4 separate regions of the Homo sapiens genome follow, and regions 1, 3 and 4 are each linked to region 2. A link is an interaction called in ENCODE POLR2A ChIA-PET data of the cell type or tissue named here. Cell type or tissue: PC-3. All regions are shown on one strand. Region 1 overlaps MCU (mitochondrial calcium uniporter). Region 2 overlaps MCU (mitochondrial calcium uniporter). Region 3 overlaps MICU1 (mitochondrial calcium uptake 1). Region 4 has its middle 30 kb from the start of MCU.

Region 1 (8,000 bases), 50 kb before region 2:
TGTACTCCAGCCTCAAAACAAAAACAAAAAACAAACAAAAAAACACAAAAAAACCCTAGTATTATTCCTCTTAAACATCCTGAACCTAGTGCCTTCTATTTCTTTCCTCCATTTAGCCCTTTCACTAAAGCGTTGCAACACGGGGCAGAGGAATGGAACATGCTTATTCAATGAATGTCATCCCTCTTAAATACAGAATTTCAAACCACTCTCTTACTGTAGTCAGCTGAAAAAGAGTGGTGGTACCTTGGGCGCCAGCAATACCTTCCTCAACCAGGGACAGAAAGACACAAGGTAGAAACAAAATTTGAGCCTATTTTGCATTTTATCAAAAGAAGAAAAAAAGATTTTCTTTACTATGTTTAAAAACCAGGGAAGGCCGGGCGTGGTGGCTCACACCTGTAATCCCAGCACTTTGGGAGGCCAAGGAGGGCGGATCACGAGGTCAGGAGATCAAGACCATTCTGGCTAACATGGTGAAACCCCGTCTCTACTAAAAATACAAAAAAATTAGCCAGGCATGGTGGCAGGCGCCTGTAGTCCCAGCTACTCAGGAGGCTGAGACAGCAGAATGGCATGAACCCAGGAGGCAGAGCTTGCAGTGAGCCAAGATTGCACCACTGCACTCCAGCCTGGGCAACAGAGCAAGACTCCATCTCAAAAAAACAAAAAAAAAAACAAAAAAAAAAACAAAACCACACAGCCTGGGCAACATAGGGAAACCTCATCTCTACAAAAAATAAAAAATTTGCCGGCGTGTGGCATGTGCCTATAGTCCTAGCTACTTGGGATGCTGAGGTGGGAGGATCTGCTTGAGTCTGGGAGGTCAGGGCTGCAATGAGCTGTGATCACACCACTGCACTCCAGCCTGGGTGACAGAGTGAGACCCTGTCTCAGAAAAATAATTAAATTTAAAATCAAGGAAAACAAACTGTTTATGGATTTAAAATCATATTGAGTTTCTGTGAGAGATGCTGATGGCATAATCTCTCACTAGCAAATAACAGAACTAAGAGAGCTATGATGTGTGCATCTAAACATTAAAAAGGTCTTTTGAAATTCTACACCAATGCTGCTATTGAATTACTTAAGTTCACACTTCAATTTATGATTATTTCCATGAATTACAGATTTTTGACCCTTGCAAGCTTTATACCCTAATTTACTTCTAGAGAAGCAAGGTAGATATTCCAGAGTTCCTGGATACAGATAAAGCAACGGGTTGTTTTAGGCTGCCAAATCACCAGGGAATCAAATACAATCCCCTGTTTTTTCAATTTCTGCCTTTTCTTATTCAATTTGAGAAAAGCTTTATTTAAAAAACTAAACGTTCATTTCTGTTTAAAAAATACGGTTATTACAGGAATGGTTGGTATTTATTAATTGATTAATATACCTTTAGTTTTTGACAACATAATACATGGAAACTCACATCTTAACTTTCCTGATTGTTATACTTTATATAGGAATATATTAGTGAACTTTCAGAATGTTACCAACAGAAAATCTAAACAGATGAACTCTCTAAGTAATTTACACAAAAACACACCTCTGTAAAATAGGCCCTGTACTTCTGTTATTTTAAAGAGAACTTCTAGCCCAAGAATCAGGGAATAAAGAAGAAAAACACATTAGCATAGCTGATAAATGGCTAACTGTCCCTGATCTACATGTTTAATTATTCCAACTTCAAAAAATCTGATTCGATAATGTCTTACTACAGTTGACCCTTGAACAATGTGGCGGGGGTGTTGGGGCACCACCCCCCTGCAACTTTTGAAACCTCAAAAACTTAACTACTAATGGCCTACCTGGACTAGAAGCCTTACCAATAACATAATTAATGAATGTTTTGTATATGTATTATATACTGTATTCTTACAGTAAAGTAAGCTAGAGAAAATAAAACATTAAAATCATAAAGAAGGGAAAATAAATTTATAGTGCTGTACTGTATTTATCTACATTGTAAGTTTACATTGTCTGTTTACAAGATAAATCATCTGTCTAAAATGATGGGCAACTGTAGCTGCAGACCTCAGTCTACGGTACGTATCAAGCAATCCAACTTTTTCTTGCAATGTCATATCACTTTTTTCTGCTTCTTGGGAGCACTTCCAGCATCACTGGTAGCACTTCGTATGGGTCCCATGGTGGACTAAACACAAAAAAATTTTGAGAACTGCAGGAGATCAATTTTTACTGCAATAGACAATTTACTAGAAAGAAGAACTACCCATGAGGAGATAATTAGCACCACACAGCATTTTAAAACTGTGTGGTATGTGATATTAAAAACACTTGAGTTTACCGCAATAGCAACAAGAGGTGGCTATGAAATTACTAGAGTAGTATACTATGTACCAGAGTCAATTTTATGCAGATATTATTTAACACTGCATCTTTACATTTGTTTACACTTCTCTCAACTGCAAATGGCATCATGCATGGTCTGTAAGTGTGTGCATAAGTTTTGATAATTTTTAACTTTTTATAATAGATATGTATATATTTTATGGTAGTAAACGATAGAAAATAGGAAGGGCATGGTGGTTCATGCCTGTAATCCCAGCACTTTGGGAGGCCAAGGTGGGTGGATCACCTAAGGTCAGGAGTTCAAGACCTGCCTGGCCAACATGGTGAAACCCCATCTCTACTAAAAATACAAAAATTAGCCAGGCATGGTGGCACGTGCCTGTAATCCCAGTTACAGGGAGGCTGAGGGAGGAGAATAATTTGAACCCAGGAGGCAGAGGTTGCAGTGAGCTGAGATTGCACTGCTGCACTCCAGCCTGGGGGACAGAGAGAGACTCCGTCTCAAAAATAAAATAAAATAAGATAGACTTGTATCTACATATATTTCATGCATTCATGACATACTTTTCTTAATGTTTTTGGATATTTCTAGGTTATGTGGTTCGTTTGCAAGTTTTTTCAAACCTGCTTTGTTCAACAATCAACTGTATTTAAAGAATATCTTTCCATTCTATTTAAGGATACTTTTCTATACTTTCTCCCAGCTAGCTCCCTCTCATTTAGCTTAAAGAAAGTGAATATGGCCTCTGCACAATCAAAATGCTACCCAGCGAACACATTTAATTCACTCAATATAGAAGGAATCAATGGGGAATACAAAATCACAGTGCCTTCCCTCACAGCATCAAAGAAAAGGACGAAGCAAAATTCAGAGAAGAGATTAATCATTTTTGGTTGGTCAGGGGTCAGAGACAGAAAGAGTATGATCATTAAAGGCTTATTGGAAGAGTCAATATTGACAATTTTGACTTGAGAAAACAGGGGTTAGGAAGAAAGACATCTTAGGCAGAGGAAAGTGGGCAAACAGTGAGATGGAAAAGAACGGGGCATAGTTCAGGAAACCATGAAGGAATACACAGTGGAGAGAAAGTAGGCAACATGTAGGAGGGAAAGAAAACATTTTAAAAGGTAGATGGGGACCAGATTATAGAGGAATTTAATAACAGGGTTTCACTCAGAACTTTTCTATGTTAGACCCAATTCTTTCTTTTTTTTTTTTCTTTTTTTTTAAAAAGATGTGTTGCCCAGGCTGGTTGCTACTGTGTTGCCCAGGCTGGTCCCAAACTCCTGGTCTTAAGCAATCCTCCTGCCTCGGCTTCCTAAAGTGCTGGGATTACAGGTGTGAGCCACCTTACCAGGCCTAAACCCAATTCTTAAAAGCAGGATTGAAAAGAAGGAATGTCCTACAGCAGTGGTCCCCCACCCCTGGGGTGCGAACCAGTACTGGTCAGTGGCCTGTTAGGAACCAGGCTGCACAGGAGGAGGCCAGTGAGTGAGCATTACTGCCTGAGCTCCACCTCCTGTCAGATCAGCAGCAGCATTAGATCTCATAGGGCACAAACCCTATTGTAAATTGTGCATGTGAGGGATCTAGGTTGTGCGCTTCTTATGAGAATCTAACTGATGCCTGAGGATCTGAGGTGAAAGTTTCATTCCAAAACCACTGCCTCTGCCCCCGCCCCCACTGTCAGTGGAAAAATTATCTTTAACAAAACTGGTCCCTGGTGCCAAAAAGGTTGGGAACTGCTGTCCTATGGGGCTGGTGGAAGGAGTGGTGGAAGGGGCATTAACAACAGCAGTGAGTTACAATGAATATTAAGGGTAAATAGAGAAACAGGACCAAAAAAGACACAACTCGGCCGGGTGCGGTGGCTCACGCCTGTAATCCCAGCACTTTGGGAGGCCGAGGCGGGCAGATCACAAGGTCAGGAGATCGAGACCATCCTGGCTAACACGGTGAAACCCCGTCTCTACTAAAAATACAAAAAATTAGCCAGGCGTGGTGGCGGGCACCTGTAGTCCCAGCTACTCAGGAGGTTGAGGCAGGAGAATGGCGTGAACCTGGGAGGCGGAACTTGCAGTGAGCCGATATTGTGCCACTGCACTCCAGCCTGGGTGACAGAGCAAGACTCAGTCTCAAAAAAAAAAAAAAAAAAGACACAACTCAAAACGCTATTTTAGAGGGCTACTTAGCATTGTACTGTGCAGAGCCATAGTAGAGGCTAGGATGAAAAGAAATATTAGTAATACTGACTCTGTCTTTATTTAAAATTTTGTTCATCATGCATTTTTTGCATTAACTCTGGTTTTTTAAAATAGTACATAAAAATACTATTTATCTTGCTGGGTGCGGTGACTCACGGCTATAATCTCGGCACTTTGGGAGGCTGAGGCAGGTAGATAACTTGAGGTCAGGAGTTCAAAACCATTCTGGCCAACATGGCAAAACCCCATCTCTACTAAAAAAAAAAAAAAAAAAAATTAGCCTGGCGGCTGGGCATAGTGGCTCATGCCTGTAATCACAGCACTTTGGGAGGCCAAGGTGGATGGATCACCTGAGGTCAAGAGTCCGAGACCAGCCTGACCAATATGGTGAAACCCGTATCTGGCTTGAACCTGGGAAGTGGAGGCTGCAGTAAGCCAGTGTCATGTCACTGGGCTCCAGCCTGGGCGACAGAGTGAGACTCTTAAAAAAAAAAACCCAAACAAAAAAACCCAACAATTCTTTATCTTGATTACCGAGTTTTTTGGTGCCCTCTTACAATTTGTGTCTGAGAAGAGCACCTTTCCTTTTCCCATAAAAGCATATACAGGCTGGGAACAGTGGTTCATGCCTGTAATCGCAACACTCTGGGAGGACAGAGAGGGAGGAGTGCTTGAGCCCAGAAGTTCAAGACCAGCCTGGGTGACATAGTGAGACTTCATCTCTACAAAAAGAAAAAAAATTATCCAGGCATGGTGGCACATGCCTGTAGTCCAAGCTACTCCAGCTGCTTGAGAGGATGAGGCAGGAGGATAACTTGAGGTCGAGGCTGCAGTGAGCTGTGATTATGCCACTGCACTCCATCCTGGGTGACAGGGTGAGATCTTGTCTCAAAAAAACAAAAAACAACAACAACAAAAAACCATGCACCATGTCAGAAGTTCCTAAGAACTATTATTATTGTACAATAACTGACTTTCAGATTGCTGACCTTGAGCCATAAAAAAAGCTCAATACTTATTACAATGCTTAAGAGAACAGAGAAGCCTATAGCTTATTTTAAAAAGATATCCCCTGCAATGTTATTAAAGTAGTATGACTTTTGGCCTTTATGAAGGGAAGGGGCTTCAGTTATGTAGGACATTCATTTATGTGAAACAGAGTGACAATATCAGATAATGAAGCATTCTGGAATCTAGGCAGAATCGAAGTGATTTTTGTCGACGTACTAGCCAAGTGCCAAGTACTCAATGAGCTCTTCAACTGAAATAGTGTCTATCTGTATATAAAACTTTCAGTGTTCTTTGAATACTGTCTGTTTCTCAAGGTTACCCAAGGAAAAAAAATAAAGTTATTTCCAAAAGCCCTTCCCACATTTCTGTGACCTTACCAAGGTTACTATTTTACCTCTTTTTGGTGGTCGTACGTGGTATGTTAAGTCATTAATGACCAGCTTAAAGTCATCAAGGAGGAGGAGGTCTATTCCTGTTGAAGCAGCAACGCGAACACCATCTGTGAAAATTTCAAATGAAACTTGTCATAGGTCCATAATTATTCAAGAATGGTCAGGAAAATTCAATCTTCAAAATCGTTTTTAAAAATTACCTCTTCCTTTTAAAATTTCAGTTAACTTTTTGCCTCATTTCCTATGCAAACAAAGTTTAGGTTGAAGCTCTGTTTTTAGGACTCAAGTTTGTGAAGATTTAACAACAGCTTTTCCTGTGAACTATATGAACAAGTGAAATAATTAATGGTCATAGTTCTATAGGTGTACATTGGAAATCTAGGGTCACTGGGACAGCTGTATGGGCTTAATACTGCCTATAATGGAAGCTGGTTGAGTCAAAAAAAAATTTTCTGACATATGGTACTTTTCAGTATAGTCACTGATTAGTTGCCAATAATTCAGTAGAGATAGACGCTGGGGTTAGCAAAGTATTATACATCCACCAGCTGGTCTACTAATTATATTGCCAGATGAGTAGAAATGTGGTAATTGTTAACTGGTGAATCCAGGTGAAGGGTAAATGGGCATTTATTGTACTTACCTTTCAAGTTTTCTGCAGGTTTGAAAAATTTTAAAGTAAAAATGGGGAAAACACAATGGGAAAAAAACTTAAAAAGATTAAAAAATAAATAAATTAAATACATAAAATGGTAATTTTTAGTGCCTTAGTTTATATTCTTTTCAAATTATATACTTCTTTATTTTGGCAAACTTTTCTTTCCAGAGATGAGGGTTTAACTACTGGAAGTATTTATTCTACACCGAAAGTAATGATAAAAAGTCTCAATAATATAAAATGTGATTGATTGTTCATCCTTGCTCATGGCATTATATGTGAGCTGCTTTTGAATGAGATTCCCTGTGCATACACATTTGCTAAAACCGATCAATTATACTCTGAGTACCACTGGGAGAGAAATCCCTTTCTCTCCTGGTAAGTGCTAAGCAAAAGAAAAAAGTTTTCTGAAGTTAACAGTATAGGGTTCTTTTGTAGCTACGTGTGTGGTGTATGTATGTGTCTAGAAATGGTGTGGGGTGAAATGAGGGATAGATGGTAATTAATAATGATGGTGACTATACCTGGTGAATAGATAGCAACTCTGTCAATTCCCCGATCCTCTTCTTGCAGTTGTCGTAAAAATACACCAACAGAGTCAGAGATAGGCTTGAGTGTGAACTGACAGCGTTCACGCCGGGATGGTAGCCTCACAGATATCACAGGTAACCCATTTTGATAAACCACTGTAACATCTGAATGAAAAAGACCCACAAACATATGATAATTGGATTTCAATGTAAGTTAAAGTCACATTATTACCATTCTTGCATGGGGGTCTATTATTAGTGTGATTTAAAATGTTTTCAAAGAAGGTTTAAGAACATGCCCTTTAGCTTTAGTTGAAGGTTATTCTGGGAACTGGCTTATAAAAGATCAAATGGATCACATAGCTCATTTTACAGATATGAAAAAACAGGCAAGGAACTGTCTTCTGAGTGGGTCAAGGAGAGGCTTTCCCAAGGATATCAGGTGAAGTTCTTGATATTGGTGAATACAAGCCCTGGTTCCATTTAGCAAGATTTTATTAAGCAGTCAGAGATTGCTGGGCTAGACTTCATAGCCTGTAGGACGTGGCTCTCGGGATCCAGAGCTTTCAAGAAGTACACTAATAAGTGAGACTCTTACTCCAAAACAGTCAATTCATGTATATATAGTACAGTATTATATCCAAGCTGATAAGTGAGAAACAAAAGTGAAATCCTAAGCCCCTCAACTGACTGAATGGACCCCCTCTTGGCCAAGGGGACCCCAGGGTAAACCTTTAAAGCTAAGTTCTCAGCCATGACAGGATGGGAGGTCAGACACAATTCATTATACCCCTTCCTTGCTAGCCACCATTAGGCATTCTTTCCTAAGGGCTTAAGAGAAACTAGCCCTTTCAGAAGACTCCACCACTGATATCAACCAATTAACTG
Region 2 (8,000 bases):
TTTGCCCATTCCTACGTATTATTTAAAAAATATTTTAAAGTTTTCACTGAAATAGCTGAAGAAAAAAAATCTGATGTAAAACTAGACTTGTTAATGAGTGTTGAATCATATGGCATACCAGTTCCTAAAAGATCCCTCTAGAGTTTATTATTATTTTTTTGAGATGGAGTCTCACTCTGTCGCCCAGGCTGGAGTGCAGTAGCATGATCTTGGCTCACTGCAACCTCCGCCCCGCTATTTCAAGTGATTCTCGTGCCTCACCACCTAAGTAGCTGGGATTACAGGCACCCGCCACCATATATTTTTGTATTTTTAATAGAGATGGGGTTTCACCATGTTGGCCAGGCTGATCTTGAACTTATGGCCTCAAGTGATCCTTCTTGCTATGAAGGAATAACATTTACACCTCCCTTCCCCACCTGATTTGTTATTTATTTTTATAATATCAAGATTATAAAGTGATAATCTATTCTGAAAGTATAATTTCCACTGAGGCATATTAGCTCTGTAATGAAATGAATTTAATTCTTATCACACTATTTTTTATCAGTTTATTTCTGAATTCTTTGATTAATCTTTCGATTAGGTAGGTTTTTATCACGATGTAATCTGTCTGAAAAAGATCTCATGGGTATTAGATTTGTTGAGCTTTCCCATGCTAGAGCACATCCGTGTATTAATATTTATGCTTAAAGTATTTTGCTGGTTAAAAAATCCTGGGTTAACTTCAAGACATGGTCAACATTCCTCTATTGTTTTCTAACATTGTTTCTTGCTAAAGAGAAAGCTAAGGTAAACCCAAGTTCTGTCCCCCATCCCACTACCTACATGTCCACCAAATTCTTTATCCATTTAAGTTCCATATTTTCACCAAAATATGCCTCGATATCAATTGTTCTATATCAATTATTCCTGGGCCACAGGGTAGTCATCTTTGATTCAAGGTTTTAATTATTTCAGAAAAATTTTTCTCCTATTATACCTCTAAATATTACTTCAGTTCCATTTGTTATTTTTCTCAAGAACGAAGTTCAGCAACCAAGATCAGGCAAAATCCAGTCCACTATCTGTTTTTGTAAATAAAAGTTTTACTACAACACAGCCATATATAGTGTGTATGGCTGCTCCTGTACTATAAGAGGCAGAGCTGAATGCCTGTAACAGAAACTATATGGCTGCAAAGCCTAAAGTATTTACTTTTGGCCCTTTACAAGTTTGCTGATGCCATGCATAGATGTCTTTTGTTTCCCCTTATCATTTTCTCTATAATTTTTATATCTGTATTTTCTTAAATTGATATAATTTCCTCAAGCCTCTTAGCCATGTCTCTGATTACATTTACTCTTTGTTGTTATTTCTGATGTGTTTTTCACTTCTCTAATGCTTCTATTTTTCTTTTATACTTCTTTCCTAAGATTTTCCCACTGGTTTTTCATCTCCTCCTATTGCCTTATTATTTCTTAACACTTGTGTTGGACAGATTCTTATTTTTTGTAACAGATCATATCTATAATTTGAGTCTATAAAAAACTAAATGTCAGAACACTACAATAAAGGTTCACTGGTTAGACCCTTAAGATAATATAACCCTTCCTTTTAGAGAAATCAGTACATTGCTTGGAATTCCCAGAAGAGGTTCAGCAACCTCCTATATGTGGTCTAGATTTCATAGTATGTATTTGGCAAGTTATGCTTCATTGTTTGTATTCCGGGGCTGAGCTTTGTGCCTAGTTGCACTAATAATGGACTTCTTTTCTATTTTCCTGTCTTTTTTTTAGTGAGTTTCAAAAAAGAAAGGAAGAGTAAAAATTCCTTTATTCTGCTACTTTTAATTGAAGTCTCTTCCTCACACATTACATTGTAAGAAGAGCTAATCTTTAAAGCAAAAAATTATAGGCTTGATAGGTTTTAATGCACCAGGGAATGAAAGATATATTAAAAAAAAACAAAAAACTCCAATGTCAGCAGTGTGAAAGAATTGCTCAGAAGAAGCCTGTGCCAGGAACAACATTTGTTTGGAGATCCGTTCCAGCAGCCATGCCAAATCAGTTGTACCACTTGGATTAAAGGCAGTTGCAGAATGCCATACTATAAAAGACTTCCATGGCATGCTTACAAATTAGGTTTTTACCAGTTTACCAGGATCAGGATTACCAGTTTCACCTGACCATTACTAAAGTCCCTTGTTGCACTCTTCCATTTGATTTGACCCTCATTTGTTGAACATGTGTGTAACTGCCTTTACTTTTCCATCCCCTGCCACTTGGATTCAAGTACCTCCTCCAATTTCAGAAGGTTAGATTAGGGGATTTTTAAGGTTTAAAATTCTTTGGGTCTAGGTGTTGAAACATCACACTGTCAGTTACAAAACACAGTGTGTAGCAAGAACCTAAATTATGTTTAAAAAATATGTATGTATAGACCTGAAGAACATAGACTAAATAGACCTGCAGGTTATAATTTATGTATAGTTTGCAAATTGTTTACAACAATCGTGTTGTTTCACAGTCAGGAAAAAAAAAAATCACAAAAATATGCTATCCATAGTGCAGACATCAAGAGAGATGGTATTTGCTGGGCGCAGGGGCTCACGCCTGTAATCCCAGCAATTTGGGAGGCTGAGGCGGGCAGATCACTTGAGGCCAGGAGTTCGAGACCAGCCTGGCCAACATAGTGAAACCCTGTCTCTACTAAAACTACAAAAATTAGCCAGGTGTGGTGGTGCATGCCTGTGATCCCAGCTACTCAGGAGGCTGAGGCAGGAGAATCGCTTGATCCCAGGAGGCGGAAGTTGCAGTGAGACAAGATTGTGCCACTGCACTCCAGCTTGGGCAACAGAGCAAGACTCCATCTCAAAAAAAAAAAAAAAAAAAAAAAAAAGAGAGAGCTGGTATTTAAATTAACAGATCCTCTTACACTTCTTTCCCAAGTTTTACCTGATTTTTCATTACCTTCTATAATTAAAGGGTTAGGTTTCTGCAGTCTTCAGAGTCGTTTACAGCTCTGGACGTTACATCACATTGTTGGTTGATGCCTTTGCTCATAAAAAGACACTGACTCTAAATGTTAATTTCCAAGTTGGCTGGTCAGCTGTTGCTCACTAGCAGTCCACAGCTAGCTATATATCATTTGAATTTATGTTCCAATGGGTTCTACCTGCCTTGCCAAAAGCTCTCATTTCAGCTTCCTATGGGGAATCTGTTTGAACGAACTCTTGCCATGAGTCATCCTCACAGCATATATAAAAAATCCAGAATGTTGGGCTAGGACACTGGGCTAGGAACTAGACTGTATTCTAAATGCTGGCAGCAAGGAACCCTCATGTTATTTAATGTTTAGTACAGCTTAGAAAAGACAGTGATGAAAGTGATCCAGGAATCAGAGGTGACAGTTAAAGCACATCTTGAAGCACTAAGCCACAGAGATGATTAACTTGTCAAGCTGCATATTTTTGAATTTACTCAGGGCTGGATACTCCTCTCCACCAACCTCCCACAGGACACTAAAAACCGGACAACATAAAGCCAAAGCATTTGATAAAACATTACATAAAGCAGTAATGGTTTGAAGAAAGCTTACTTCCTCTTTACATTGCTTTGCAACAATTTGCTTCTGTAAGGATAGAAAGTTATGTCAGAAAACAGCCCTTTATGTCAGAAAACAGCCCTTCATGATACTATTTTAAAGCATATCTCAATAATGAATACTAAAGATTACTCACTAGAGACCATCCCTGAGGTTCCTTTGTCCTTTTGCATCATGTCTTCAACCACTAAATCTCTGCATAGAATTCTGTTCTCTCTGGTCACTTTTCTTCCTTTTGTACTCTTTTGCTCTGCCCACTGTCTCCACCTCATATCAATAATGAAGTATAAGAAATCTGGAGTATGGGCGCAGTGGCTCATGCCTGTAATCCCAGCACTTTGGGAAGCCGAGGCGGGCGGATCACCTGAGCTCAGGAGTTCGAGACCAGCCTGGCCAACATGGTGAAACCCCGCCTCTACTAAAAATACAAAAATTAGTTGGGCATGGTGGCAGATGTCTGCAATCCCAGCTACTCGGGAGGCTGAGACAGGAGAATTGCTTGAATCGGGCAGTGGAGGCTGCAGTGAGCCGAGATCACACCACTGCACTCTAGCCTGGGCAGTAGGGCAAGATTCCCTCTCAAAAAGAAAAAAAACAAAAAGAAAAGAAACCTTGAAATTACAAATTAAAAGCATTTTACTCTCCATGTTAAAAAAAAAAAGCACTATAAACATCCAAAATGAATAGGTAAATAATATTATTTCCTAAAATACATTCAATATAGGAAACTGTTTTCAAGTGTATCTAGTACATAAATGACAAGGAACACAGGGTTGGCTGAATAAAATTTATTTTTTAACTAAACAAGAAGGAAGATACAGGGAAATGTTTCTGAATATATCTGTAATAAAGGAAAAGACAGCATTCAGAATTCTATGTATATGAAAATAATACTGAAAAAGCCAGTATGGTCTTTTGGTAAAATTCTTTTCAAAACATGTTATCTTGAGAAATTATCTTTTATCTTCAAAGATAAGTTAGTTAACATGAAATTTATTTTGCAAAAATTCAAAACATTATCATTACTTAGTCTCTTAATACAGAGATAGAAGAAAATCATTAAATGATAAGCTCAAAGACAACTTACACATTTTAATTAAGTGGGCCTTTTCAATCAAACTAAACTGAGTGAAAGATTCCTTTCCTCTTGCTCTGGAACTCTAATGTCATTGAAAGAAAAGCAAAGAGAGATTGAGTAGCTGCTTAGTTAAGAAAAGAAAATCCAATTGTAAGAATAATCTGAAGGGACCCCACAGGTCTTACAAAACAAGTCTTATTATTCAGATTAGTAGAGGACCAAGTCTATTGGTTATATTGGCCCTCTTCTCATTGAACAACTACAACAGACACAAAAAAATGTTTGTCATAAAAATGTCAACTCACTTCAACAAAAAACACACATGAACACATTAACAAGTTCGCAACAAATTCTATTTTGGCTCATTGCGTCTAGAATGCAACTATCCTTTAACATCAATAACCTTTTTCTCAAACAACAGCCACCACAACCGAACTGAAAAGGCAATCTAGACTTAAATCTTATCAACTATTTTATAGCCTATCTTTCCTACATTATAAATTACGCATTTTCGCCTTGAGAAATTGGCAGTAAAAGATTCATGTTTATTTTGGTTCAAAGGGTGACCCCAGTTGGTAAACTAATAAAGTATACACTGAATAGCTATTTCTAAAAGCATGTGCTGAGCAGGTTGGAGGTTTCTTACTGGATATAACCAATAGAAGTTACCAAGTCTTTTCAATATTCTCCAGGCCTATTGTCCTTTCTCTACTATCTCCATACTCAGTATAAGCCTTATTTTAACTATGTTCTCTGGCATTTTGGTTTCCTTGACCTCCTAGACCTACTGTGCCAATCCTTACTTTCTGGTAAATTTATTTCATCAACTCCTGCTGTGGGATAAAGCAAGGCCTATGAGAAAAAGGCAACACAGACCAGGCGCAGTGGCTCACACCTGTAATCCCAGCACTTTGGGAGGCTGAGGCAGGTAGATCACCTGAGGTCAGGAGTTCAAGACCAGCCTGGCCAACATAGTGAAACCCTGTCTCTACTAAAAATACAAAACAACAACAACAACAACAACAACAACAACCTAGCTGGGCGTGGTGGCAGGCGCCTGTAATCCCAGCTACTTGGGAGGCTGAGGCAGGAGAATCACTTCAACCCGGGAGGCAGAGGTTGCAGTGAGCCGAGATTGCACCACTGAACTCCAGCCTGGGCAACAAGAGCGAAACTCCGTCAAAAAAAAAAAAAAAAAAAAAAAAAGGCAACATAATTGTCTTAACTGATGTCACTACAAAATCATGTTACTCACTAAATGCTTTCACATATGTCAGTGGACTCTCAGACTTCTTCCCTACAGAAGTTGTTCAGAACTGTTTCCTGCCTCTCAGTCAAAGACGTCACCTCTTATTTTACTGAAACCAGTAAAATAGGAAATTTCTGAAATTCACCCTCACAATTCCTCTCTTCTCCAACACCAAGTTTCTCTCAATTTTCTTTTTTTCTCTTCTTTCACTCTAACACAGGGAAAGAAGTCTCCCCACTCCTTTGCAAGGTGAATACCTTTACTTCTTCAGTTAGTTCTTCTCTCTTGCATCTTTAATGTCTCCAACTTCAATAGCTCCTTTCTCCAACCTTAGACATGTCTAGTTCTACACTATGTCCACCCCCATACACATATGTTCACGCGCACACACATACAAACACACACACACATGCACACACAGAAGCCTGCCTTCACTAATCCTACTTCCCACTGATATTTTCTCATTTCTCATACTATTATGCCTTCTTGGAAACATTTGATACTGCTGACTACCTCCTCCCTCCTGAAATTCTTTTCTTTGAATTCTATGACACTCTAGGAGTTCCTGAATTTACTTCTTACTCTACTGTCTTTGACCACTTCTATGTCTCCTTTATTGCCTTCTTGCTCTTCCAGCTATCCCCAAAATACTCATCAAGGCTTATTCTTTGCCCTTGTTTTTTCATACTTATTCTGTTTGGAGAGCTCAACCTTTCTTAGAACTTCAAGTTATTATCTCAATGAAAATAATGTCTTGAGTCCTTTCTGTACTGATTTTCAGATTCAAATTTCTAGCTGCTTATTAGAATAGCTCTATCAAATATACCTCTAAGTCCCTGAAGTAAAATATGTTCCCAAACCTGCTCCACTCCAATGTTTCCGATTTCAATTAATTGTACGTCAAACTTTTTGGTCAGTCTCTCAGGCTTTAAGACCCATAGCCATTTTAGAGTCTTCACTTTGTACTCCCAGCCAATTCCAAGTCTCATCAAGTCTACCATCACCCTTTTTGCTTCTTTTTGTTCCTTCTTTTTTCTATGAATATTAATATAATTCAGTGGTTAAGAGCAGAGGCCCTAAAGTCACAAATGGATTTGAATCCCAGCTCTTCCATTTATTAGCTTTGTGGTTTGGAGCAAGTTCCACTGACTGCCTCAAGTCTTAGTTTCTGTTTAGATAAATCCAGATGTTGTGAGGTGACAAAGGGCTAATGCATATAAAGCATTAAGCACAGTGAGCACGTGCCTGGCACTCAAAACAGAATGGTTATTGTTACTACTACTACAATGCCTCCAATCTTTTGTCCTTCTAATATATCCATCAGAATGCACCAGTCACTCTCCAACAGAAAGACTGGATGATATTATCATCTCTTCAGAACACTTTCACTGGCTCCTCATTGCTGAAAGGATAAAGACAAAACATCTTATAATTTCCAAGGTGATACGGTTTGGCTCTGTGTCCCCACCCAAATCTCATGTCAAATTCTACTTCCCAATTTCGGTAGGGGGACCTGGTGGGAGGTGACTGAATCATGGAGGTGGATTTCCCCCTTGCTGTTCTCAAGAGAGTGAGTGAGTTCTCACGAGATCTGGCTGTCTAAAAGTGTGTAGCACTTCCCCCTTCACATTCTCTCTCTCCTGCTCCACCATAGTAAGATGTGCTTGCTCCCTCTTCGCCTTCCGCCATGATTCTAGCCATGATTCCGCCTCCCAGCCATGTTTCCTGTACAGGCTGCAGAAATGTGAGTCAACTAAACCTCTTCTTTATAAATTACCCAGTCTCGAGTAGTTCTTTATAGTTATGTGAGAACGGATTAATGCGTGAAGCTTTCCAGAAAATAAACCAATCCTAACTCTCCCTCAAGGTACTGAAAGGATACTTCCTTCTACAAGATGACCTTTAAAAATGTTACTAGAGTCTTATTTCCTTTCCTCTAATGGCTATGTATGCCATGAATATTAAGAATGTACCTGAAAACTTAATACAATTTTATGGGAACTTCATTCTTGAGTCAAAATTATGAAATATTTCTTTGGATTCTGCAATCATTATATGTTCCGTTGAAGCTAGTGTTTCAGATGCCTA
Region 3 (8,000 bases), 330 kb after region 2:
GAATAGAGGAACATTCTGGAAGTTTTTTTCAAAACTCAGACTTCTCTGACATTGCATATCAATTACCTCATTTATCCTCTAGCATTCTAAAACAGGAATGGGACAGGTAAGAATTCTTTGATAGGAGAATCAAACCAATAGAAAATAAGAAACTTGTTTAGAATCTAACCTATTCATTTTTTCATCATTCCATCAGTGCTACCAAAAAATAATGTAAGGCAGCAAATGACTCATTAGGTTATTGGAAAAGCCAGAATTAGAACTTTAGTTCAACCATTCCTACCCGTACCATTCCTTATGCATTTTCTATTAAAGAACAGTGAGAGAAATAGCCATGAAATCAACCAGTGAAAGTCTCAGGACAGCTAGTGTTTATCTGATTATGTGACTCAATACACATAGAAAAAGATGGTTTTTTCTCTTTACTAAAACAAAACAGAAAAAATGTGCTTCAGGAAACAGTGTAGAGTTGTCATTATTATTATCATGATTGTCAATGGTGGAATGATATTATAGAAACAGACTTGTAACCAGAACAGACCTAATGTAGCTCTGTATCCTAGTAGCAAAGATTATTAAGGAAATCTAAGTGAAAGGTGTATAGTAACAAACTTTGTGTAGGGTCTTATTGTTCTAATCAGTTTCAACACTTGCTGAGACCATTTTGGAAATCGTGTAGAAAGTAAATTATGCTGTTTTAGCAGGGGGGAAAGCCTCACTCTTCACTCTAAGTAGCCTAGCATTCAAAAGAATTCCTTTTTCAGGGTGGGCGCTGTGGCTCACGCCTGTAATCCCGACACTTTGGGAGGCCAAGGCGGGTGCATCACTTGAGGCCAGGAGTTCTAGAACAGCCTGGCCAATATGGTGAAACCCCGTCTCTACTAAAAATACAAAAATTAGCCGGGGGTGGTGGTGTGCTCCTGTAATCCCAGCTACTTGGGAGACTGAGGCACGAGAATCACTTAAACCTGGGAGGCAAAGGCTGCAGTGAGCCAAGATCATGCCACTGCACTCCAGCCTGGGCAATAGAGCAAGATTCAGTCTCAAAAAAACAAAAAACAAAAAACAAAACAAAAACCAAAATTCCTCTTTCAGAACCTTTCTATGGAAACAGATTATGAGTTAGAATAAACACAGGATGCCATAAGCTTTCCAAAACAACTAGATTTAAAAATTGCCCTGAAGGCTACATTTGAGAGGAGACAAATAAGTTTACAAGAGAATCGCTTGACATCATATACTGTGTAGCATGTTTCACTTAAAGCAAGCTTGTTTTTGGCTTGTTTGTCCCATATGCTTTGACATGATCAGCCAATGAAATTGAATAGGCTGAGAGCTCTTTCTAGAAAGACTGGCCCTGAGAGGCTGGTGAGGCCCAAGTGAGCATGTCCAAGGCTGCAGCCCAGCTTGCCTCAGCAGTGGCCCAAGCACAGGTTCATGGCCTCTGTGGTGTCAGCGCATGTACTTTAACAAGCACTCTCAGTTGCTCCACATAAAGCCAGTACTTTGAAAGGAACTATACCAGGATAAAAAGACAGAGAAACCTCAAGCATTACAGGGTATACTTTGTTTGGTAAAGTGTATTTAACCTTAGTTGTAGGAGGTGATATTAACCATAATATGCTAGAATAACTCATTCAGTCATTTAAATGATCTGGGCACATGCCTTCATGGAACTCACAAGACAGTAAGACTACAAGATCCTGATAAAGCTGAAGTTGTAAGCAGTCTGTGTCACCTCTGTAATTGTGGAGAGAGGGAATGGGGATACTGCTTTAATTCATGTATGGGAGCATATTGACTTCGCTCTTATCAAATGTTTTCCTATTTCTATTAATTTGGGCTGTATTCCTCTGGATATTGTGATGCCGCTTCCTCTGTCACTGCCTCCTTTCCTTTTCGTTGCACTTTAAACATTGGCTTCCACCTGCAATCTACCCTTTTCTTGACCTTCTCCTCACTCCTCAGTTTTGCATGGGCAACTTCCTTTCAGGTTCTTTGCAGCTAGCCACTTGTATGCCCATAAATCCCAGCTTAAACCTCTCTCACTGAGCTTTAGACCCATATTTCCAACTGTCTCCTGAACATCTTCATCTGCATAAGCTGAGACCCCTTAAATTTAGCAGATCCCGTCTGAAATCATTTTATTTCTCAAACATTTTACATCTATTTGCTCTCTTTCTTCATGCCATGCAAGCTACACAGTAGTCTAAGCCAGTCATGCTGTCATTCCTTTTCACTCTCAACTCATCACAGCTAACTAATCATTAAGTTCTATAATTTCTGCCTTCTTTGGGTATCTCAAATGTGTCCCTCCTCTCCATTACCACTGCCATCACTGCAGTTTGCATTTTCAACATTTAAAAGAGCTTCTGATCTTCTTTAAAGCTGGCCTTTCTTTTCCAACTCATTCTTCACACAGTAGCTGGAGAAGTCCTTTATAATTGCTTGATTGTGTCACTCTCCTACTTAAAACCTTCAGTGGCTTCATATTTTCTGCCATTGTTACATTCTCAAGTATCTACAGGAATTAGGCAAATAACATATAGGAGTGAAGTGGGCCAAGTGTGACAAAATAAGGAAGAATAAGAGAGAACATTTCCACCTGAAGAGATTTATAATCAGAAGTTTAAAAAACATGACAAACCAGCCGGGTGCTGTGGCTCACACCTATAATCCTAGCACCTTGGGGAGCTGAGGCAGGAGGATCATTTGAGGCCAGGAGGTTTAAGACCAGCCTGGGCAATGTAGTGAGACCACATCTCCACAAAACATAGAAAAATTATCCAGGCTTGGTGGCACGCACCTGTAGTCCTAGCTACTCCAGAGGCTGAGGCAGGATTGCTTGAGCCCAGAAGTCTGAGGTTGCATTGAGCTATGACTGTGCCACTGCATTCTAGCCTAGATGACAGAACAAGACCCTGTCCCAAAAAACAAAAACACATGACAAACCTATCTGAGAGTTTAATGTTGCCTGTGGATCTTCCATTTACTACGGTCAAGCCTAAACTCCTGAGCATAACACAGGCAGTGTTTCTGTGATATTGGTTATCTCCTTGAGATGATCAACTTGGAATGTTCAGCTTTTGCAGAGACTGACATAACCACTGTGTCATGTTTTGTTGCTTAGTTTTTAGGTCAAATCGTGTCAGCATGAAGAGTGTGTGTTTATCATTTTAAGTACCTCTATGTTCACATTAGAGGCCTTGGAACATAAGGAAAGTTTGTAGGCTTTGGAGTCAGTGTTGACTTAAGTTCAATTCCCACTTCTGCCAAAAAGGAGCTGTGTGATTTTTGAGCTAGCCATTTAACTGCTTTGAGCCCCAATATCCTCCTCTGTTTAAACAATAAAGAAATGAAAGTTTTCAAGATTGAGAGTATGAAGTCAAATAATAAACACCTCCAATTATCTAGCTCAATGCCTGCCACATAGTAACTCCTCAGTAAAATGTAACATTCAGACAGGTAGCAAAAATTTGAGAAGTGACAACAAATATACAAAACTAATTCCCCCAGCTGCATCCTTCCCAGCAATTGAAGGCTGGGTCATGGTGGCTCACACCTGTAATCCCAGGACTTTGAGAGGCCAAGGTGGGAGGATCACTTGAGGTCAGGAGTTCAAGACCAGCCTAGCTGACATGTTGAAACCCTGTCTCTGGCCTAAAGGAAAGCAAACCTATTGGAAGTCAATATCAAGTGAAGCAGACAATTGGAAGCTGACACACACATGATTCACCCAGGCAACTAAAAACCAGGAGTTTCCAGCCTAGCTGCCTAACTACCTGAAAATGGAATTTGAGCCCAGAAAGTGTTTCTGTTGACAAATTCATGAGCAGGATGGGAATATGGCCTCTCTAACAATTATACATAATATACAAAGTTCATTTTACTTTTTTCTCTGCATAAAATCTTAACTTTTTTCATGTAAATGATGTTAACTGAAATTTTAATTCACTAGTATAAGGACACATAGAATATTTATTTTGGTTTATTCTCTAGAGCTGTATAAATTTGAAGCACCAAAGGAAGGAAGTAAACAACTTAGTTTTCTTTACCAGAACATTTAGTATGGGAAGGGAGGAGGGCTGTTGAGTTTATATTTTATTCCAATGCACAGAGTATATTAATGATATTATGACTGATCTAGGAACACTAAAGAAGCCTTGAAAAGCTTTCATCATTAAGGGAAAGTTTTGTCAAGCTTTGCATTTTTTCATTTTGTTATTTAAACTTCAGCTTAATTTTACCATTTAAGTATATTTAGTAATTTGTGTATGCAGCTGACATGATCGAAATAGGGGGCTGAGGCCAGACGCCGTGGCTCACACCTGTAATCCCAGCACTTTGGGAGGCCAAGGCGAGTGGATCACTTGAGGTCAGGAGTTCAAGACCAGCCTGGTCAACATGGTGAAACCCCGTCTCTGCTAAAAATACAAAAATTAGCCAGGCATGGTTGTACATGCCTGTAATCCCAATTACTCGGGTGGCTGAGGCATGAGCATCACTTCAACCCTGGAGGCGGAGGTTGCAGTGAGCCAAGATGGCACTACTGCACTCCAGCTTGGGCAACAGAGTGAAACTGTCTCAAAAAAAAAAAGAAAAAAAAATAGGGGGCTGAGTACCTTACAGTGTACTTTTCTGCCTTACCATAGAGCTGTAGTGATAATGAATAAACTAATAAAAGAAACCAACTTGAAATTATCCATGTTGGCAGGGTGACATGCCCAGAACTCCTGACTGCACTTACAACAAAGAGACTAGAAAGAACAAAGTAGAAAGCTGGCTTGTTGTGAGGGTAAGACTAAGATGTAGTGTTTCAACTTCTTACTTTGCAGCAATATGTCTCACCCTAGACATACTTTCTTGCCCAGATAAGTAATACCATATTGAAGCAACAGAACGTTAATATTACTAAGCTAAGAAGATGGTGTCTCTGAAAGCAAAGCTAAATCATTTAAGGCAAAGCATGTTGAAACAAAAAGGTAGACAAGTGCTGTCTTTACTGGCCGTAGTACTACTCTTTTTTGGTTTCAAGGAGTATTCCTAAAAGGGTGATCTCAATAAATGCAGTTTCATTTTCCATTTATTGAGACTTTGACTCAGTCACTTTTATGGTGACTTTGATATTACATTTTAGTGTTTAGCCTTTTGTTTTTCTTTAAAAAGGGATTTATTTTTGGTCAATGCCTTCTAAATATTTTTTTTCTCTCCTCTGCAGCTCCTCAGAGAAATTTTGAAATTGCCTTCAAGATGTTTGATTTGAATGGAGATGGAGAAGTAGATATGGAAGAATTTGAACAGGCAAGTTGTCCTGGAGAGTTCCTCTAAATACATTAATATTTAAAATACATTTTCATGTGCCTTGGAGTTACCTTAGCCTTGGTCAGTATACTCAGAGGCTATTCCAATTTTTGAAGTACCTAAAATGTCATTTCTCAAAATTATTCTTTGAACAGGTGGGTTGGTTTTATTTGTTTGTTTTCACTCTAAATGTAATGAATTATTTGAACATACCGTTAAGGTCACGGTTGCTCCGATTCTCCAACATAAATTGGGTTATAATGCCTCTAGCTGGGAAGCTAAATTATGGCAATTCAACATTTACCAAAAAGCTGCTATGTGCTAGGCAGTTCCAGAATACAAGGACTACATATTTTCTTAAAGGATTTCTATAAGAGAAGGAAAAATGGTGCCATACCATTTTTGACTATAGTAGGTGACAATTTCAAAATCCTAGGAATAGGTTACATTTCCATAGAACTACTGCCATTGGAGAACCATGGTGCTTCTCCAGATACAGTTATTATGATTGCCAGAAGTGGTCTCAAAACAGAAAAACTGTATGTATAGGAAAAAGCATTTTTTGTATTCTCAAAATGAGGAAAGGGGCAAATATTCCAGGAAGTGGGAGAAAGTATCAGGTACATTATATAAGGTAAGAAACTGGGCTGAACACGATCACTCATGCTTATAATCCCAGCACTTTGGGAGGCAGAGGCGGTTGGGGGACCACTTGAGGCTAGTTTGAAACCAGCCTGGGCAACATAGTGAGACCCTATCTCTACAGGGGGAAAAAAAATTAGCTGGGATTGGTAGTATGTGCCTGTAGTCCTAGCTACTCCGGAGGCTGTGGTGGGAGGATCACCTGAGCACAGGATTTTGAAGTTGCAGTGAGCTATGATCGTGCCATTGCACCCCAGCCTGTATGACAGGCAAGACCCTGTCTCTTTTTTTTTTTTTTTTTTTTTGAGATGGAGTCTCGCTCTGTCACCCAGGTTGGAGTATAGTGGCACAATCTTGGCTCACTGCAACCTCCACCTCCTGGGTTCAAGTGATTCTCCTGCCTCAGCCTCCTGAGCAGCTGGGATTATAGGCACCCACCACCACACCCGGCTAATTTTTGTGTTTTTAGTAGAGATGGGGTTTCACCATCTTGGCCAGGCTGGTCTCGAACTCCTGACCGCAGGTGATCCACCCACCTCAGCTTCCCAAAGTGCTGGGATTATAGGCATGAGCCACCACACCTGGTCATGAGAGAGTTTTTGAGTCTCCAAAACAAATGTTCATCCTTTCCTGAACAGAGATTTTCTAAGAGGATCCCAATTATAAAGTTGTCAGGCTGTCTGTGTTAGAACCCTAATTCTGCTACTTACCAGCCACTTGACCTTGAGCAAGTTATTTAATTCCGTGTGCTTCAATCTTATTTATAAAATAAGGATAATAATAGCACCTATAAGATTATTGTAGGCTGGGCGCGGTGGCTCACTCCTGCAATCCCAGAACTTTGGGAGGCCAAGGTGGGAGGATCACTTGAGGTCCGGAGTTCAAGACCAGCCTGGCCGACCTGGTGAAACCCTGTCTCTATTAAAATACAAAAAATTAGCCAGGCATGATGGTGTGTACCTATAGTCCCAGCTACTCAGGAGGCTGAGGCATGAGAATTGCTTGAACCCGGGAGGTGGAGGTTGCAGTGAGCTGATTTTGTACCACTGCACTCCAGACTGGGTGACAGAGAGAGACTCTGTCTCAAAAAAAAAAAATTGTTGTAAGCATTAAAAGAGATAATTATAATACAGAGTAGGCAAATAGTAAACAATAGTTATGATTCTTGCTTTTCTATGTTTATGTTTTCTCACTTCCTAATATTTTTCTGGATGTGGGTTTGATTCTGTATTAGGTTCAGAGCATCATTCGCTCCCAAACCAGTATGGGTATGCGCCACAGAGATCGTCCAACTACTGGCAACACCCTCAAGTCTGGCTTGTGTTCAGCCCTCACAACCTACTTTTTTGGAGCTGATCTGAAGGGAAAGCTGACAATCAAAAACTTCCTCGAATTTCAGCGTAAACTGCAGCATGATGTTCTGAAGCTTGAGGTAGGTCTTCCTTAGACTCAGTAGATCCATCACATGTGGAACTGATGGGCAGGAGGGCCTGTACTATAGGCATTCTTTCCATTTACCTCCAGCTGTGAGAACTGATTGATTTGAAGCTTATCAGTGCTTTATAAACTGACAGCAGATAGGAAACAACATGTTCTGTGAAAATGTCATGAAGTGAAGTATTTCTGTAATCTAAAACCAAAAACCTCTAAATTGAAAAATCTTAGCTGTCTTTGTATGTTCCGTTTGTGGAGAAAGAAACTCAGGGGTCACAGCAGTTCTCAATCTGAGCATATATTCCTGCTTTTTTGTTTATTGTGTGGAAGACACCAGAAGATGGAGATGAAGAAGGATGGATAATTGCAAAGGTAGTAAGAGCTGGAAACACAAAATGTCAGAATAAAAATATGTGTGCTTAATATAAAATATATGTGCTTAACCAGGCACAGTGGCATACACCCATAGTCCCAGCTACCCGGGAGGCTAAGGTGGGAGAATCGCTTGAGCCCAGGAGTTTGAGAGCAGCCTGGGCAACACGGTGAGATCCTGTCTCTTTAATTGTTTAAGGCAATGTTGCTGAGAGTTGCAAAGGTATCTTACTGTGTTTGGGGATTTACAA
Region 4 (8,000 bases), 150 kb after region 2:
GTTATCTTAATAAAGCATAAATAATACCTCCAGTGGAACTGGGTTTACTCCTGTGACTGATCAACCCCACCCTCCTAATTAGAGATTTATTAGTCATTCAGAGAGTAGTACAGTCAGCATCAAAATATTGTGCCACAGGCATATATATAAACACTTTTTAAAATAAATCACTTTAGGAGGCCAAGGCGGGCGGATCATGAGGTTAGGAGTTCGAGACTAGCCTGGCCAACATGGTGAAACCCCATCTCTACTAAAAATACAAAAAATTAGCCAGGCATGGTGGCACACACCTGTAGTCCCAGCTACTCTGGAGGCAGAGGCAGAAGAATGGCTTGAACCTGGGAGGCGGAGGTTGCAGTGAGCCGAGATTGTGCCACTGTACTGTAGCCTGCGTGACACAGTGACACTCTGTCTCAAAAAAAAAAAATCTGAAAAAATAGCCAAGAAATTTACCAATCACGATGTCTACTCTTCATCTATATGAGATTAATACACTTAATATTTAGTAAGAAAGTCCTCATAGTTACAAAAGTACTATTTTCTATGTTTTCACCAGCTCACAAAAGTCTTCCTCCTCCTCTCCTACCCAACCAGTAACCTTCAAATGTTCAAATTATGCAAGGAAAATTTAGAATGAGGGGATTCTCAGGAGAAAGATTTATTGTTTTTCAGAAAACATTTAAGAGCTTTTAAGAGCTATCTGCAACAACAGGGATGGTTAAGTAATCTATAGTGAATATACCCAATGGAATACTATATAGTTTTTGTTTTATATTTTTTCTAGAATACTATATCGTTTTTTAAAATAATGACATAGGGTGGGTGTGGTGGCTCATACCTGTAATCCCAGCACTTTGGGAGGCCAAGGCGGGTGGATCACCTGAGGTCAGGAGTTTGAGACCAGCCTGGCCAATATGGTGAAACCCCGTCTCCCTACAAAAAATACAAAAATTAGCTGGGCGTGGTGGCACTCACATGTAATCTCAGCTACTTGGGAGGCTGAGGCCAGGGAATCACTTGAACCCAGGAGGCGGAGGTTGCAGTAAGCTCAGATTGCACCACTGCACTCTAGCCTGGGCGACAGAACAAGACTCCGTCTCAAAAAAAAAAAAAAAAAAAAAAAAAAGACATAAATCTATCTTCATTAATGTGAAAAGATATTTATGATACATAAACTGATAAAAGGAGGTTATAAAAACATGTTTTGTTGAACATAAGAAAAAAAAAGGCCAGGTGCAGTGGCTTACGTCTATAATCCCAGCACTTTGGGAGGCCGAGGCAGGTGGATCACAAGGTCAGGAGCTCAAGAATAGCCTGGCTAACATGGTGAAACCCCATCTCTACTCAAAACACAAAAATGAGCCAGGTATGGTGGCGTGTGCCTGTAATCCCAGCTGTTCGGGTGGCTGAGGGAGGAGAATGGCTTGAACAAGGGAGGTGGAGGTTGCGGTGAGCCGAGATCGTGCCACTGCACTCCAGCCTGGGTGATAGAGCGAGACTCCGTCTCAAAAAATAATAATAAAATAAAAATATAAAATAAAATAAGAAAAGAAAGATAGTGTCTTGGTGTTGAACTCAAAATAACTTTAATTTTCTTCATTTTAAAAAATTTTGATATTTTAACAATTAGCATTTTTTATTTTCATAGACAAAACAAAAAATATATTCCTACTTTTAAAAAGGAATAAATATGAGTTGTTTGGTGATGAGAAAACAGTCTCTCTCTCTCTTTCTCTCCCTCCTTCCCTCTCTACCTTTCAATTCTTCTTGCTTCTGATTGGCTTGCTACTACATACAGGTTCTAACCCTAAGGTGGGAAAGATGGCTGCCCCCAGCTCCAGACTCCAAAGTATACCCACAATTAACTCCAGCAGATAGAGATGATCTTCTTTATTAGCTGTAGCAGAAAAGTCACAGGGCAGCTTGACTTGCATCAGGAACCAACAATGTGGTGGGAAGTGAGTGGGGGTAGCTAAGGAATGTAATTTTCTGATGGGATAAGTCTTGGTCACAAGATATCTCCTATAGCCAGGGAGGAGAGGGAGTGAGTCCACACTGAGTTCATTCCCAGTAGGACAGACTAGTTTTGTCATCTTGAAGGAAAGAGGAAGGGTTGCTGAAAAGACTGAAATAATAGATATATATTACAATATTTATTCTAGACTCATATTAATAATAAATTTTAAAAGGAATTTCACACTGGGTTTTTCAGTGTTTGGGAAGTGGAAGGCACTATTCAATATCAAAACCCAATACTTATTCATTCAATAAATATTCATCGATTATCTATTATGTGCCCAGTAGCCTATACACTACTGGGATGGGAAGTAAACAAAAAGCAAACAAGCAAAATATCCCTACTCTCATGGATCATACATGTTCAGACATCAGCAACAACTCTGAAAAATGAGTCTGGAATTGTCCTCTTGCTGGAAATTTTATTGCAGTGGTTGAGATGAAAGAAAATGCACTTTGGCTTTTATGTAATTATTTTTTCACTTGTCTGTGAACACCATAATAAGATCCTATTCTTGAAAGAAACTAAGCTAAGTCATGAGATTTACAGGCAAGTGAGAGGAGTACTGGCTTTTATGCCTTGATATTAATGGAAAATTGCATTATCTAGACACACTCCAAGGTGTTCAGCAGCATCCTTGAGCTTTAAACTTTGTTACTTAACCTGCCCTTACAGTGACACTAGGCAAACCAATCTTGGGTTGCATATTTAATTTCTTTTTTTTTTTTTTTTTTTTGAGACGGAGTCTCACTCTTTCGCCCAGGCTGGACTGCAGTGGCGCTATCTCGGCCCACTGCCAGCTCCGCCTCCCGGGTTCACGCCATTCTCCTGCCTCAGCCTCCCGAGTAGCTGGGACTACAGGCGCCCGCCACCATGCCCGGCTAATTTTTTGTATTTTTAGTAGGGACGGGATTTCACCATGTTAGCCAGGATGGTCTCGATCTCCTGACCTCGTGATCTGCCCACCTCAGCCTCCCAAAGTGCTGGGATTACAGGCGTGAGCCACGCGCCTGGCCTGCATATTTAATTTCAGGCAAAAATTCTTTTTACAGTTGACTCAGCAAAGAACAAATTTCTTTTTACAAGCCAGTAGGTTAAGGTACATGGATCAGAACAAGATACTCATTTTGTTTCTTGTTAGTGTTTATTCTTGACATAGCAAACACCTAACACTGAATTCAAAAAGCTTTGGAAGGAGAATCTAAAGCAAGTTTTAGCTAACGTATTTTTATGCTTTTTTAAAAAAACTGTTAAGAACGGCCAGGTACAGTGGCACATGCCTGTAATCCCAGCACTTTGGGAGGCCGAGGCAGGTGGATCAGACCATCTTGGCCAACATGGTGAAACCCTGTCTCTACTAAAGTACAAATAATTAGCCAGGCGTGGTGGCATGTGCCTGTAATCCCAGCTACTTGGGAGGCTGAGGGTGGGGAATAGCTTGAACCAGGGAGGTGGAGGTTGCAGTGAGCTGAGATCGTACCACTGCACTACAGCCTGGCGACAGAGCAAGAATTCCGTCTCAAAAAAAAAAAAAAAAAACAACCTGTTAAGAACATAGCAATTGTAATTCCCTACCATAGTGAATCTCAACTTCAGCTACACATAAGAATCATCTTTTAAAAACTACTGGAATGGGGGTGGGGCCAGGCGCAGTGGCTCACCCCTGTAATCCCAACACTTTGGGAGGGGGAGGTGGGTGGATCACCTGAGGTCAGGAGTTCAAGACCAGCCTGGCCAAAATGGAGAAACCCCCGACTCTACTAAAAATACAAAAAATTAGCTGGATGTGGTGGTGTATGCCTGTAATCTCAGCTACTCTGGAGACTGAGACAGGGGAATCACTTGAACCCGGGAGGCGGAGGCTGCAGTGAGCCAAGATCGCACCACTGCACTCCATCCTGGGCAACAGAGCGATACTCTGTCTCAAAACAAACAAACAAACAAATAAATAGACTACTGGGATGGGGTTGAAGGGTAGGGATTAGACATTGATATCCTTTAAAAAGAGCAGTGTAGGCCAGGTGCGGTGACTCACGCCTGTAATCCCAGCACTTCGGAAAGCCAAGGTGGGTGGAGGTTAGGAGTTCAAGACCAGCCTGACCAACACGGTGACCCCATCTCTACTAAAAATACAAAAAATTAGACGGGGGTGATGGTGCACGCCTGTAATCCCAACTACTCAGGAACCTGAGGCAGAAGAATCGCTTGAACCTGGGAGGTGGAGGTTGCAGTGAGCCAAGATCGTGCCATTACGCTCCAGCCGGGGCGACAGAGTGAGACTCCGTCTCAGAAAAAAAAAAAAGAAAAGAAAAAGAAAGAGCAGTGTAGGTGATTTTAATTTGCAGCTATGGTTGAGAACTGCCTAAAGAATAAGACAGACCCAATAGAGGAGAGAAAATGGTGGACATTTTGAGTCTAGACACACCTTGGTTTCTTTCAAGAATAGGCTCTTACTATGGTGTTCACAGACAAGTGGAAAAATAATTACATGAAGGCCAAAGTGCATTTTCTTTTATCTCCACTACTGCAATAAAATTTCTAGACAGAGAACAATTCCAGGCTCACTTTTTAGAGTTGTTTCTGATGTCTGAATATGTATGAGCCATGAGGATAGGGATATTTTGCTTGTTTGCTTTTTTTTTTTTTTTTGAGGCAGAGTCTTGCCCTATTGCCCATACTGGAGTGCAGTCGCACAATCTCAGCTCACTGCAACCTCTGCCCCCCTGGTTCAAGTGATTCTTGTGCCTCAGCCTCCCTAGTAGCTGGGACTACAGGTGCACACCACCACGCCAAGTTAACTTTTATATTTTTAGTAAAGACAGGGTTTCGCCATGTTGGCCAGGCTGGTCTCGAACTCCTGGCCTCAAGCGATCTGCGCACCTTGGCCTCCCAAAGTGCTAGGATTACAGGTATGAGCCCCTGCACCCAGCCTGTTTTTTGATTACTGCCCACCCCAGATAATACATGGGATAATCGTTCCATTGCTGGCCTGATTGTCATCAGTAGATCACTTTAACTCTTACCATGTATAAACTTTTATTTTATTACTTATTAATTTTTTTGAGACAGAGTCTCACTCTGTCATCCAGGCTGGAGTGCACTGGTGGGATCTCGGCTCACTGCAACCTCTGCATCCCGGGTTCAAGTGATTCTCCCGCCTCAGCCTCCCGAGTAGCTGGGACTACAGGCGACCACCACCATGCCCAGCTAATTTTTTGTATTTTTATTAGAGACGGGATTTCACCATGTTAGCCAGGATGGTCTCAGTCTCCTGACCTTGTGATCCACCCGCCTCAGCCTCCCAAAGTGCTGGGATTTCAGGCGTGAGCCACCGCGCCCAGCCGCCTACTTTTAAAAGGTAAATAATTCTTTATTCATTCATCCATCTTCTCTCCTTTCATTCTTTTTCTTTCTCCCTCTTTTCTTTCTAATCCATTCATTCAATCACTCATTCATTAAACAAGCATTTAATGAAGGCAAGTACTATGCTAAGTAATAAGGATACAGACATATAATTCGTAAGTTCATTCAAGTATTACAGCATTAATAAGGTAGCACATATAAATTAGTCAACTGGAGATTTTCAAGTAAAGTTCAATTTTTAAAAAAAATAGCTGCAAAAAATATACACTAATTTTCCCTCTTTTTGTAAAAAATTGTGTTGAAATTTGAGTTGTTGTGTTAGGTAAACATCAACATTCCTGACCTATTGTGCTATTAATGAATCACATAGTAAGTATCCATCTGTCACAGTCATTTTCAATTTCTCATATATTGAATGCAAGAATGTAAACACCTATAATTCATTAGGTCTCACATAAGAAGAGATTAAAAGATACTACCAACTTTAATTAGGAGTTATCCAAATTTAAGAATCTTTAGATGTCTTTGAGTATTTTGTCAAGTTCTGTTACTTCTGATATACTAAATCTCGCCCAGGGAGGCTAGCAGTATAGTTTGATCTTTAGCTATTATAAAATTCCCAAATCAGGTTACTTTGTAGGTAAAGGCAGAAGAGAAGATTGCTTGAAAATAAGCAGACACTTTCCTCTTTTTTTTTTTTTTTTTTTTTTTTTAATGAGACTGGGTCTCGCTCTGCTACTCAGGCAATGGAGTGCATTGGTGTGATCATGACTCACAGCAACCTTGACCTCCTGGGCTCAAGTGATCCTCCCACCTCAACCTCCTAAGCAGCTGGGATTTTTTTTTCTTCTTTTTTGATATAGATGGAGTTTCGCTATATTGCCTGGGCTGGTCTCAAATTCCTGGGCTCAAGCGATCCTCACACCTTGGTCTCCCAAAGTGCTGAGTCACCACGCCTGGCCGACATGTTCATGCTATTTTCTCCCCTTTTTACGCTTCAGGTTGCAGCTTAGCAGCTGGTCAAAAACCTACTTCAATGGCGAACTCCAAGGCTATGGCCGTTAAATCCTCCTGGGGAGCTGGGCATTATCATAGCACAGAAGTAGTTATTGATAATTTTTTTTTTTTTTTTTTTGAGACGAAGTCTTGCTCTGTCACCCAGGCTGGAGTGCAGTGGTGCAATCTCGGCTCACTGCAACCTCTGCCTCCCGGGTTCAAGTGATTCTTCTGCTTCAGCCTCCCAAGTAGCTGGGACTACAGGCACGTGCCACCATGCCCAGCTAATTTTTTGTATTTTTAGTAGAGACGAGGTTTCACCATGTTAGCCAGGATGGCCTCTATCTCCTGACCTCATGATCCACCCACCTTGGCCTCCCAAAGTGCTGGGATTACAGGCGTGAGCCACTGCGCCCGGCCCTTATTGACAAATTTAAAGCTAAGAACAAACACAGGCTCACCTCACCCTCAGAAGTACCACAGTCATTTTTATGCAGTAGTGTATCCACCTAAAACCAGAGAACAAAAGAGAAATATTTTGAAGTAAAATCAACAACAGAAGGAAAACAGCAGGAGGGTAGGAAGAGAGAATAATCTTTCTGTTAAGAACAGATTCAAAGCTAACAGGTTCCAAGAGAGCAAGCCATTTCCATAGCATAAAGCTCCTTGCAACCAAGAATTTTTATATTGCTATCACCACCTAATTGTGTTTATAATGAAGAGTGAGTTTGCTCACAGAAAGAAAATATACATTCAGAGGAGAATCAACATGAAGAGAATAAAGTATAGCAGGTTCTCAAATAATGTCATTTTGTTCAGTGTTGTTTCCTTAGAATGAGGAGAAAAAAAAAATTGATTCCCAGCCAGGGCCACTGACTGTGTGGAGTTTGCACATTCTCCGCATGTCTGCATGGGTTTTTTCCAGGTATTTCAGTTTCTTCCCATGTCCCAAAGATGTGCACATTAGGTTCAGTGGTGTGTCTACATCGGCTCAGTCTGATTGTGGGTGTGTGTTTGTGAGTGCACCCTGATGGAATGGCATATTGTCCAGGGCTAGTTCCTGCCTTGCACCAGAGCTGCCCAGATAGATTCTGGCCACTATAATTGGGTAAATAATTATCTTACTTGGGTAAGTGTAGTGGCATGCACCTGTGGTCCCAGCTACTTGGGAGGCTGAGGCAGGAGGATCACTTGGGCCTGGGAGTTTGAGGCTGCAGTGAGCTGAGATCACACCACTGCACTCCCACCTGGGCAACAGAGCAAGACCTTGTCTCAAAAAAACAAAACAAAACACAACAAAAAAAAACAAAACTTACTTGTTTTTATCAGTCTTTCTTAAATGTATGTGTAGCTCACATTTATTTCAATGTTTAACATTAGAAGTGTTTTAGTCTTTATAAGTTTGGTTGATATTTTTGTGACATCAATTAGCTTATCGTAAAATTGGTTTCATTGTATGTTGAAGTTTTCAAGAACCTGTTGATGATAAGTAAGGACTTACTGTACTTCTAGGTCTAGGGATGCTTACGGTCTAAATGTTTGTGTCCTCCCCAAATTCTTATGTTACCCCTATATCTTCCCATTGTGATGGTATTAGGAGGTGGTGCATTTGGGAGGTAATTAA

The links. Peaks named below come from ENCODE experiments on the same cell type or tissue, not always from the same donor. Only the 100,000 strongest peaks of a DNase experiment are listed, where the experiment ranks them.
Region 1: POLR2A ChIA-PET joins it to region 2 with 12 read pairs; 6 of 35 experiments call an interaction of 5 or more read pairs at or near these places.
Region 3: POLR2A ChIA-PET joins it to region 2 with 16 read pairs; 2 of 35 experiments call an interaction of 5 or more read pairs at or near these places.
Region 4: POLR2A ChIA-PET joins it to region 2 with 10 read pairs; 2 of 35 experiments call an interaction of 5 or more read pairs at or near these places.

The regions. Positions count from the first base shown.
Region 1 is chr10:72,858,454-72,866,453 of GRCh38, reverse strand. It overlaps MCU (mitochondrial calcium uniporter), which reads right to left. Exons shown (of 8, transcript NM_138357.3): 3 at 7,107-7,277; 4 at 5,927-6,031. Among named protein-coding and RNA genes, the nearest start is that of OIT3, 31 kb to the left of the region's middle. In PC-3, no CTCF peak of the experiment used is centred here; no DNase peak of the experiment used is centred here; H3K27me3 peaks cover 2,906 bases.
Region 2 is chr10:72,808,331-72,816,330 of GRCh38, reverse strand. The region is part of intron 1 of MCU (mitochondrial calcium uniporter); the gene reads right to left. Among named protein-coding and RNA genes, the nearest start is that of OIT3, 81 kb to the left of the region's middle. In PC-3, no CTCF peak of the experiment used is centred here; a DNase peak (open chromatin) is centred at 3,390; H3K4me3 peaks cover 955 bases; H3K27ac peaks cover 1,024 bases.
Region 3 is chr10:72,474,475-72,482,474 of GRCh38, reverse strand. MICU1 (mitochondrial calcium uptake 1) reads left to right here. Exons shown (of 12, transcript NM_001195518.2): 7 at 5,219-5,301; 8 at 7,178-7,375. Among named protein-coding and RNA genes, the nearest start is that of DNAJB12, 120 kb to the right of the region's middle. In PC-3, no CTCF peak of the experiment used is centred here; no DNase peak of the experiment used is centred here.
Region 4 is chr10:72,658,158-72,666,157 of GRCh38, reverse strand. No RefSeq gene overlaps it. Among named protein-coding and RNA genes, the nearest start is that of MCU, 30 kb to the left of the region's middle. In PC-3, no CTCF peak of the experiment used is centred here; no DNase peak of the experiment used is centred here.